Regions from separate parts of the Homo sapiens genome. Here all the other regions are linked to region 2. A link is an interaction called in ENCODE POLR2A ChIA-PET data of the cell type or tissue named here. Cell type or tissue: GM12878. All regions are shown on one strand.

Region 1 (2,500 bases), 57 kb before region 2:
ATCATTGCATAAACACTGACTCATTGCATTCTATACTGAAAGGAAGATATGGTTTGCTGTGTTCAATCTGGTCTGGCTTCCAGAACACAGTATAGAACAAGTGCCAGAAGAAGGGATGAGCTCAGCTTTATAGGTGACTGGAGAGATACCCAATTCCATGTTTTGTGCTGTACAAACACATGACCTTACATGAAGTTTTGCATAAAATATTGAAACAATACATTTCTCTTTATAAATATGTATGTAATCTGTTCTAGAGTGTATGGAGTAGACAGTAAAAAAAAATAGAATCTTCTTATTTTTGGAAGTGGGGTGAAGACGCAGGTGTGCATATGCTGCCACCTGCGTGTTATTTCACTGAGTTTTGTCAGGTTCTTTTCTTACTCATCTGCACTTTGTATGTTACCTTAAGCGCTGTAACCATTCTAAGCTGCCAGGGACATGGGTATGCAATCAAAGTCAACACTGTGATTAAAACCACCTCCTGTTGTTTACCTTTTTAGAAATTTTAATAATACAGTCAAGTCTGAAAGAGCAGAACTTTTCTCAAAGCTACACACTTGGTTGCCTCTTCTTGATTAATGCATGGGGGTGGTCACTGTAACCTAAGGTCTGACAGATGGTGCGGAGATTGATGAAGTTAAGGCCTGTTAGGTATTCCGAGTGTCTTATAAAGAAAAATAGGCTACCTTAATTCAAATTGTTGTTGCTCTTCCAACCTTCTCTTATGTAAACTCCCTGTATATTACAATGACAGACTCTCTCTCTTTCTGTCTCACACACACACACACACACACACGCATGCATGCACACATACGCACACTCCTGACATGCTCTACTGAAAGCTGCCCAGCTACAGAGAGGTGCGAATCTAATCCAGGGCACATGGCTGCTTTGCATTTCACTGGCTGTCTAGTGTCACTCTATGATATAGGCATAAGGTCATGACTGTGAGCTATCATTGTCACTTATCTTAATATTAAAACCCCTCTGATCCAATCTGTCTGCCTTATCTATTACATCATTCACATATCTAGATTCTTCAAACTTAACTACTCATTGCAGCAAACTCAGGAATGCCGAGCTCTAAGGCATCTCCATTTACTTCGTTCATCTCAATCTCAAATTACTAACCATAGTTCAGTTTCAGGATGACACTGAAAATTCAAAATTACTTCCTGTGATTAACTTACATTGTGATGGTTGGGAATTATTTCGCAGAAGACCTGTTCATCTTCTGATGAAGCCCTTTTCAAGTTTTGAATTGTGTGTGTGTGTGTGTGTGTGTGTGTGTGTTTTAATTGCCAGAAGTCTTTCAGATAGCAGGGAGATTATTGGAATGAGAAAGCAAAGCTTGTATGAAAACTTGTGGCAAAAGGTCATCTGTGCTGTGGGGGAAATTTCAAAGTAGGCGCAGTTTGTTTCCAGTGGTTCCTGCCTGTCCTTTCAGTGGCTGGTCACTCTCTGTTCCCTTTCCAGACGAATCTTTCCCCTCTTCCAAATGCCTCACATCAGTCTAGGTACCTTGGTTGGCCTGTGGAGAAAAACAGTCTTGTTGAGACACTCACATTAAGCTGATAGAGACCTTGGCTAGGATAATTGCATTTTTCAAAGGCTAAGGGTTGGAAGGATTTAATTTTTCTCTTAATTATTTTTTATAGAGATGAAGTCTCACTATGTTGCCCAGGCTGGACTCACACTCCCTGGCCTCAAGTGATCCTCCTGTCTTGACCTCCCAAAGTGCTGAAATTACAAGCATGGCCTGAATTTTTTTAATGGTGATTTCAGCTGATCCCAGGGGAGATCTTTTGGGTGTCATTTTTCAAACAGATTAGGAAGCAAGCAGCTGTCTACCTAATCAGTCTAAACTACCCATTCTGACTTCTGTCCAATAACTTTCCATATAAAATAGCTAACATAATAATAATCAGATAACTTTGCATGTAAGTTTCAAAGCTATGGTATAGTTCACCAACATAATTTTCCAGTTTTTTTTATTATAGTAAAGTACACATAACATAAAATTTACTGTCTTAGCCATTTTTAAGTGTATAGTTGTACATTCATATTGATGTGAAGCCATCTCCATTGTCTTGTCTTCACACCTCTTTTTTTCTGGCAAAACTGAATCTAGACCCATAAAATACTAATGCTCTACCCTCCACCCTAGCCCCCGGCAGCCACCATTCTACTTGCTGTCTATTATTTTGACTACTGTAAGTGGCTCATATAAGTGGAATCATGTAGTATTTGTCCTTTTGTGCCTGGCTCATTTCACTGAGCATAATGTCCTTCAGGTCTGTCTGTGCTATAGCATGTCAGAATTTCCTTCCTTTTTAGACTGAATAATATTCTGTTGTATGTGTAGACCACATTTAGCTTATCCTTCATCTATCAGTGGGCACTTGGGTTGCTTCCACCTTTAGTTTATTGTTAATAATGCTGCTATGGATATGAGTGTGCAAATATCTCTTTGAAACTCTTTGAAACCATTCATCAA
Region 2 (2,500 bases):
TGGGAGGCCAAGGAGGGTGGAGCATCTGAGGTCAGGAGTTCGAGACCATCCTGGCCAACATGGCCAAACCCCATCTCTCCTAAAAATACAAAAAATTAGCCGGGCATGGTGGCAGGTGCCGTAGTTCCAGCTACTCGGGAGGCTGAGGCAGGAGAATCTCTTGAACCCAGGAGGCAGAGGTTGCAGTGAGCCGAGATCGCACCATTTCACTCCAGTCTGGGCGACAGAGTGAGACCCTGTCTCAAAAAAACCAAAAACAAACAAACAAAAAAACCACTTATTGTTTCACTGCCTAATATTAATTAATTGGCCAAATTTCTATTTTATTATATTCCATATATTTTAAAATAATTTCTTCTTCTGTTGTACAAACCAAGATAGAAGATAATTTGCCCAAGAACACAATTGGTAGGTATCCTAGCTAGGAAAGTGGGTGCTTCTGAAAATTATAAAAATGAAATGAGGTAATTTTCTGGGCCCTTGGTACAATGCCTGAGATGTCATATATACTCAGCTAATTATAAGTGACATTTTGTTCTAGAATCCAGTAGCTCAACTTTTAGTCCATTGTGCTGAACACAAATCTATAGATCCTTAAATTGTATACTTTTATTAATTTAATTTTAAAGAGCCAGAAAAATTGACTACATTGGAAACATTCCAGTCCACCAACATATTGAGTAGAAAGAAGGACAAAGGCCATATTCTCTTTCAGATGCTACAAATTGTGTATATTTTCAGTAAGCTGTGTCTGCTTAAGGAGGCATTACTGCATTCGGATAGATAAACTCAAATAAAAAGGCCTGAGTGAAGAGGCTCTACTGGGTTTAGCGTTTTTTTGTTGTTGTTGTTCAGTTTTGCATGTGTGTTTTTAAATCAGTTTATGGTTCATAAGCTGATGAAGCAGTGAGTACAAGTTTGAACTATGAGAAGCAGGTTTGAATAAGTCTAGACATTTGGTTATCTTCTGTCTAGCATTCATTTGTGTCGTGGGCGTCACACTCTGGGGATTAGTGTTTCATTATGCAGAAGCTGTTTTATCTTTAGCTTTCTTATAATAGCTTAAAGTGAATTCTGAGTGGAGAGAGAATGAAGGCCAGGCCTTAGTAACTGCAAGAATCATACCAAAATGGGTTGGATGGGTTTTAACAGTGACCGATAAGCATTACGACCTCACTCTCTGATAGTTCAGTTGGCTCGATGCTGTCTCATCACCTCATTTAGGGTACAATATGCTGAGGAACTGACCAAAGGTCCCTGAACAGTGAGAGATAGGGAAGAGCAGAAATCCGTTCCTGTACCAAGTGTCTAACACTTAATATAGGTGAGAGCTGGCGTGAGATTATCTGTGCTGTGGAAAAATGAGGACCTATCGATACCTCTAAGTATATAATCACTGCCGTGTCACATTTTAATTAGCTCCTTGAGGCTATAGAAAGAAGTTCGCTTCTTATCCTCCAAATTAAGCATCACTTTTACAAACAATCAATGTTCCATTTTCAAAACCCCAAGTAGAGCAATGTTTGATTTTCCTTACTTTCCAGCTTTGAGAATGTTTCATTTTTAGAAATATGTTATAGGAATGTAAAGTAACTCTTGTTTCCCCAAATAACCACCTCCTTATTATCTGTTCCCCTAAGCTGAATCCTTTCAAAGGAAATTTTGTCTTCAGGCTAAGTTTAGTGGCTGATGGAAATCAAAATTATATCAGGTGGGCCATTGCGTCAGTAAAAAAGCCCAGACCACCACCACACAGGATTTTTCTCCAGACACCCAAACATCATGTCACAAAGCTCAAAAAAGTAGTGATTAACATGCAGTGCTTTCAGGAGGCCCACATTGCCGATTCAGTCCCAGTATGGGCTCGTCAGTTTCACTTTCATTCATTCATTTATTTATTTATTCCCCCACCCATTGATTCACATTCACTCATCCATTCATTAAACATTTGCTGCACACAATATCACTGTTAGACAGACTTTCAGAAATGATTGGGTTCCTGTATTACAGACATGAGCCCACGGCACAAAGGTCAAACTAAGAGTAAGATGGATGTTTATAGCACAAGCCTATAACAAAAAGAATGGGTCCCGAGCCGCATCTTCTTCCAAATGCACAAACTATATTTGTACCTTAAAAAAAAAACAAAAACAGTGTTTCCTTTTGAGAGGCAGCATGGTATATGGGAAGAACACGGATTTAAGAACTAGACAGGCCTGGGTTTGAATTCTGCATCCATAATGTGCTAACTGTATCATTTCGAGGAAGTTCTTTTGAGTTTCAGTTTGTCTTTAAATAGAGTCATCATTTCTACTTTGTAGGGTTGTGTGAGGATTAAATATAAAATATGCAGCATAATGACTGGCACATTTAAACGAAGTGCTCAGCAAGTGCTATTTCCCTTCCCCTTTCTTCATTTCTAACATAGTTTGGGAATGGTTTAGGATGACTCTTTTTCTTCTTGTGAATAGATAGAGACCTCATCACCCTAACACTAGAA
Region 3 (2,500 bases), 81 kb before region 2:
GCCAAGTGGCATTTCTGCTACATGGTATTCACAGTTAAGACCATTGAAATCCCAGTTTTAAGCTAGAATGCTTTTATGAAGCCTCCTCCAAAAAAAGAGAAGTTTTCAATAGCACCTTTGTCTTGCAATACTTTGTTCTGATTGAGTCAGAAAATTGTAATATTTAAACAAGGAGGCAGTTACTCGGAATAGTATTAAAAAAGGAGTTTAAAGTATGGAGTTGTTGTATCTGTTGGCTTTTAATTTAGTAAAACAAGTAGACCAAAAAGAAAATGAGTGCTGTTGACGTAATATTATTATGGAAAGTTCTGTGGGGGCAAACATTATGCAAAAGTAGTTAAATCTGGCACTGATTTTGAATTTCAGAAAATAATTCTGTTGTTTTTGAGCTTTGAATGGCTTTTACTAATATACCAATAATAACTTTTTTTTTTTTTTTGAGAGAGAGAGAGAGAGTCTCACTCTGTCACCCAGGCTAGAGTGCAGTGGCATGATCTCGGCTCACTGCAACCTCCGCTTCCTGGGTTCAAGTGATTCTCCTGCCTCAGCCTCGTGAGTAGCTGGGACTACAGGCGCCTGCCACCATACCTGGCTCATTTTTGTATTTTTAGTAGAGACAGGGTTTCACCATGTTGGCCAGGCTGGTCTTGAACTCCTGACCTCAAATGATCCACCTGCCTTGGCCTCCCAAAGTACAGGGATTATAGGCGTAAGCCACCACGCCTAGCCCCAATACTAATTTTTTAAAGCATGATTTGATGTCCCAGCTGTAGCCATGCAATTTTGCATGGTAGTAGTTCATAAAAAGAAAAGGAAGTTGTGGCTTTGATAGGATGCTTCCAAGGTCGTGTTTTTAATACTTTTGGTAAATTCTGTTACTTGTGTCTGTTCAAAAGGACAGAGGTTGGGAGATGCATATGTGGATTCTGTCTCTTCATTTTATCTTCACTCCCCGTTTGGTACTTTGTGAAGTCAGGCCAAATAAAATAGTTGAAGATACTATCATATAACTCTCAATATTATGGCAAAAAGAGAATGAGAGGAAAATATTTAGCTATTTCTTTTTTAGGATTTTTACTAATTGTGTTATTAAAAAGGAGCAAATAGAGCAGGAACTGAAACAGACTTAAAGTCAGAGGACTGGACTGCACACATTAGCATCTTGCAGACCTTAGCTGCTCATGATTTATAAATGCTTCAGAAATTATCAAAGCATGAGGCACAGGCTGTGTTTCAGCCTTCCCCATTTTCACCAAGCACTTCTGCAACACCTAAACACTGACCTTTTCAAGCAGGCATGAATAAAACTCTCCTCTGGGCAGAAGGTGCGTGATGACTCATGGCAACCAGAAAGGGGATGTGTAACTCGGGATGTGGAGTCTCTGGGCTTCTAGACCCAGACCTCCCTGTCTTCTGGCCCACTGTTCTTTCTGTTGTGCTACAGCAATACCTGAAGGACCTGCGTGTTGAACAAATAAGGCCAGGAATAAGTTGTCAATAGGAGCACATGACATCTTGTCTTTAAAATACTAATTTCCTGAGACGTCGTTCTACAGCTGCTCAGCACAGATTGGGTATTTATCATCTATATGTTCAACTTACATTTTATTTTCATTTTATTCTTGATATGCAGACATACTTTTCTCCAATGTATAATTATATTTCATAGCAAACTTTGCACTACGTCCATAAGGAGATGTAACCTGCATACAAATACACACAGCAGCAGTCTCTGTATGAATAAATCCTTACCTTTATGTGATAAGCCATGCTAATGATAAGAAGCAGTGACATGGATCAACATGAAATATAATTTTTTTAAAAAACCTTTGAGGATAGACATTTTTCCAGCATATTTATCTCTGATAATGTGTTCTTTAGGCCGGTACTAATTTTGGATTTTATTCCTTGAACACAAACCAGTTAATATACACAGAGAATATTCTGAGTGCATGCTAGGTATCCAAGGACTGCCAGTTTGTAAGAAATTTTACAATGGATAACTCCCATAAATGATCAAATGTTGACTGAACAGGGAACGCATGATATTGTGAATAAATCATATTCTTCAGAATACCTTGAGTTTTGGCCTACCTCCCACGCTGACCTCCCTCCAACTCTTCTTGAGGTCTAACTGGACTCTCAGTCCAGCCCTGCACTGGAGATGCCTCTCAGTCCAGCCCTGCACTGGAGATGCCTCTCAGTCCAGCCCTGCACTGGAGATGCCTCTCCATGGGAAAGGGGTGTTTTTGGCCCAGTTTGCCTGCCACTTAAGCTCCTTGGTGGGCAGGGTGGAGACAGGGCTCTGCACCCTGCTGGGCTGAGTGTGCTCATTCAGAGGAAGCATTTCTGAACTCTGCAATTGCCAGCAGCCCTGGCAGCTTCTCTTTATTCCTCAGAAAGGAAATACAAAGAGTTACCTTTAGTTCTGAGTTGGAAAAAGAGGCTGTTGTGGAACATTTCATTGAGGGACTGCACAGTTTCCTTAGAGACTTATGTG

What was found. Peaks named below come from ENCODE experiments on the same cell type or tissue, not always from the same donor. Only the 100,000 strongest peaks of a DNase experiment are listed, where the experiment ranks them.
Region 1: POLR2A ChIA-PET joins it to region 2 with 10 read pairs; 10 of 35 experiments call an interaction of 5 or more read pairs at or near these places.
Region 3: POLR2A ChIA-PET joins it to region 2 with 12 read pairs; 8 of 35 experiments call an interaction of 5 or more read pairs at or near these places.

Annotation. Positions count from the first base shown.
Region 1 is chr6:16,469,988-16,472,487 of GRCh38, reverse strand. All of the region lies in intron 6 of ATXN1 (ataxin 1), which reads left to right. Among named protein-coding and RNA genes, the nearest start is that of GMPR, 230 kb to the right of the region's middle. In GM12878, no CTCF peak of the experiment used is centred here; DNase peaks (open chromatin) are centred at 947 and 1,147; H3K4me3 peaks cover 927 bases; H3K27ac peaks cover 2,469 bases.
Region 2 is chr6:16,412,991-16,415,490 of GRCh38, reverse strand. All of the region lies in intron 6 of ATXN1 (ataxin 1), which reads left to right. Among named protein-coding and RNA genes, the nearest start is that of GMPR, 180 kb to the right of the region's middle. RefSeq lists an enhancer at 1,188-1,377. In GM12878, no CTCF peak of the experiment used is centred here; DNase peaks (open chromatin) are centred at 1,014, 1,219 and 1,944; H3K4me3 peaks cover 1,782 bases; H3K27ac peaks cover 2,500 bases.
Region 3 is chr6:16,493,810-16,496,309 of GRCh38, reverse strand. The region is part of intron 5 of ATXN1 (ataxin 1); the gene reads left to right. Among named protein-coding and RNA genes, the nearest start is that of GMPR, 260 kb to the right of the region's middle. RefSeq lists an enhancer at 2,223-2,282. In GM12878, no CTCF peak of the experiment used is centred here; a DNase peak (open chromatin) is centred at 1,319; H3K4me3 peaks cover 537 bases; H3K27ac peaks cover 2,500 bases.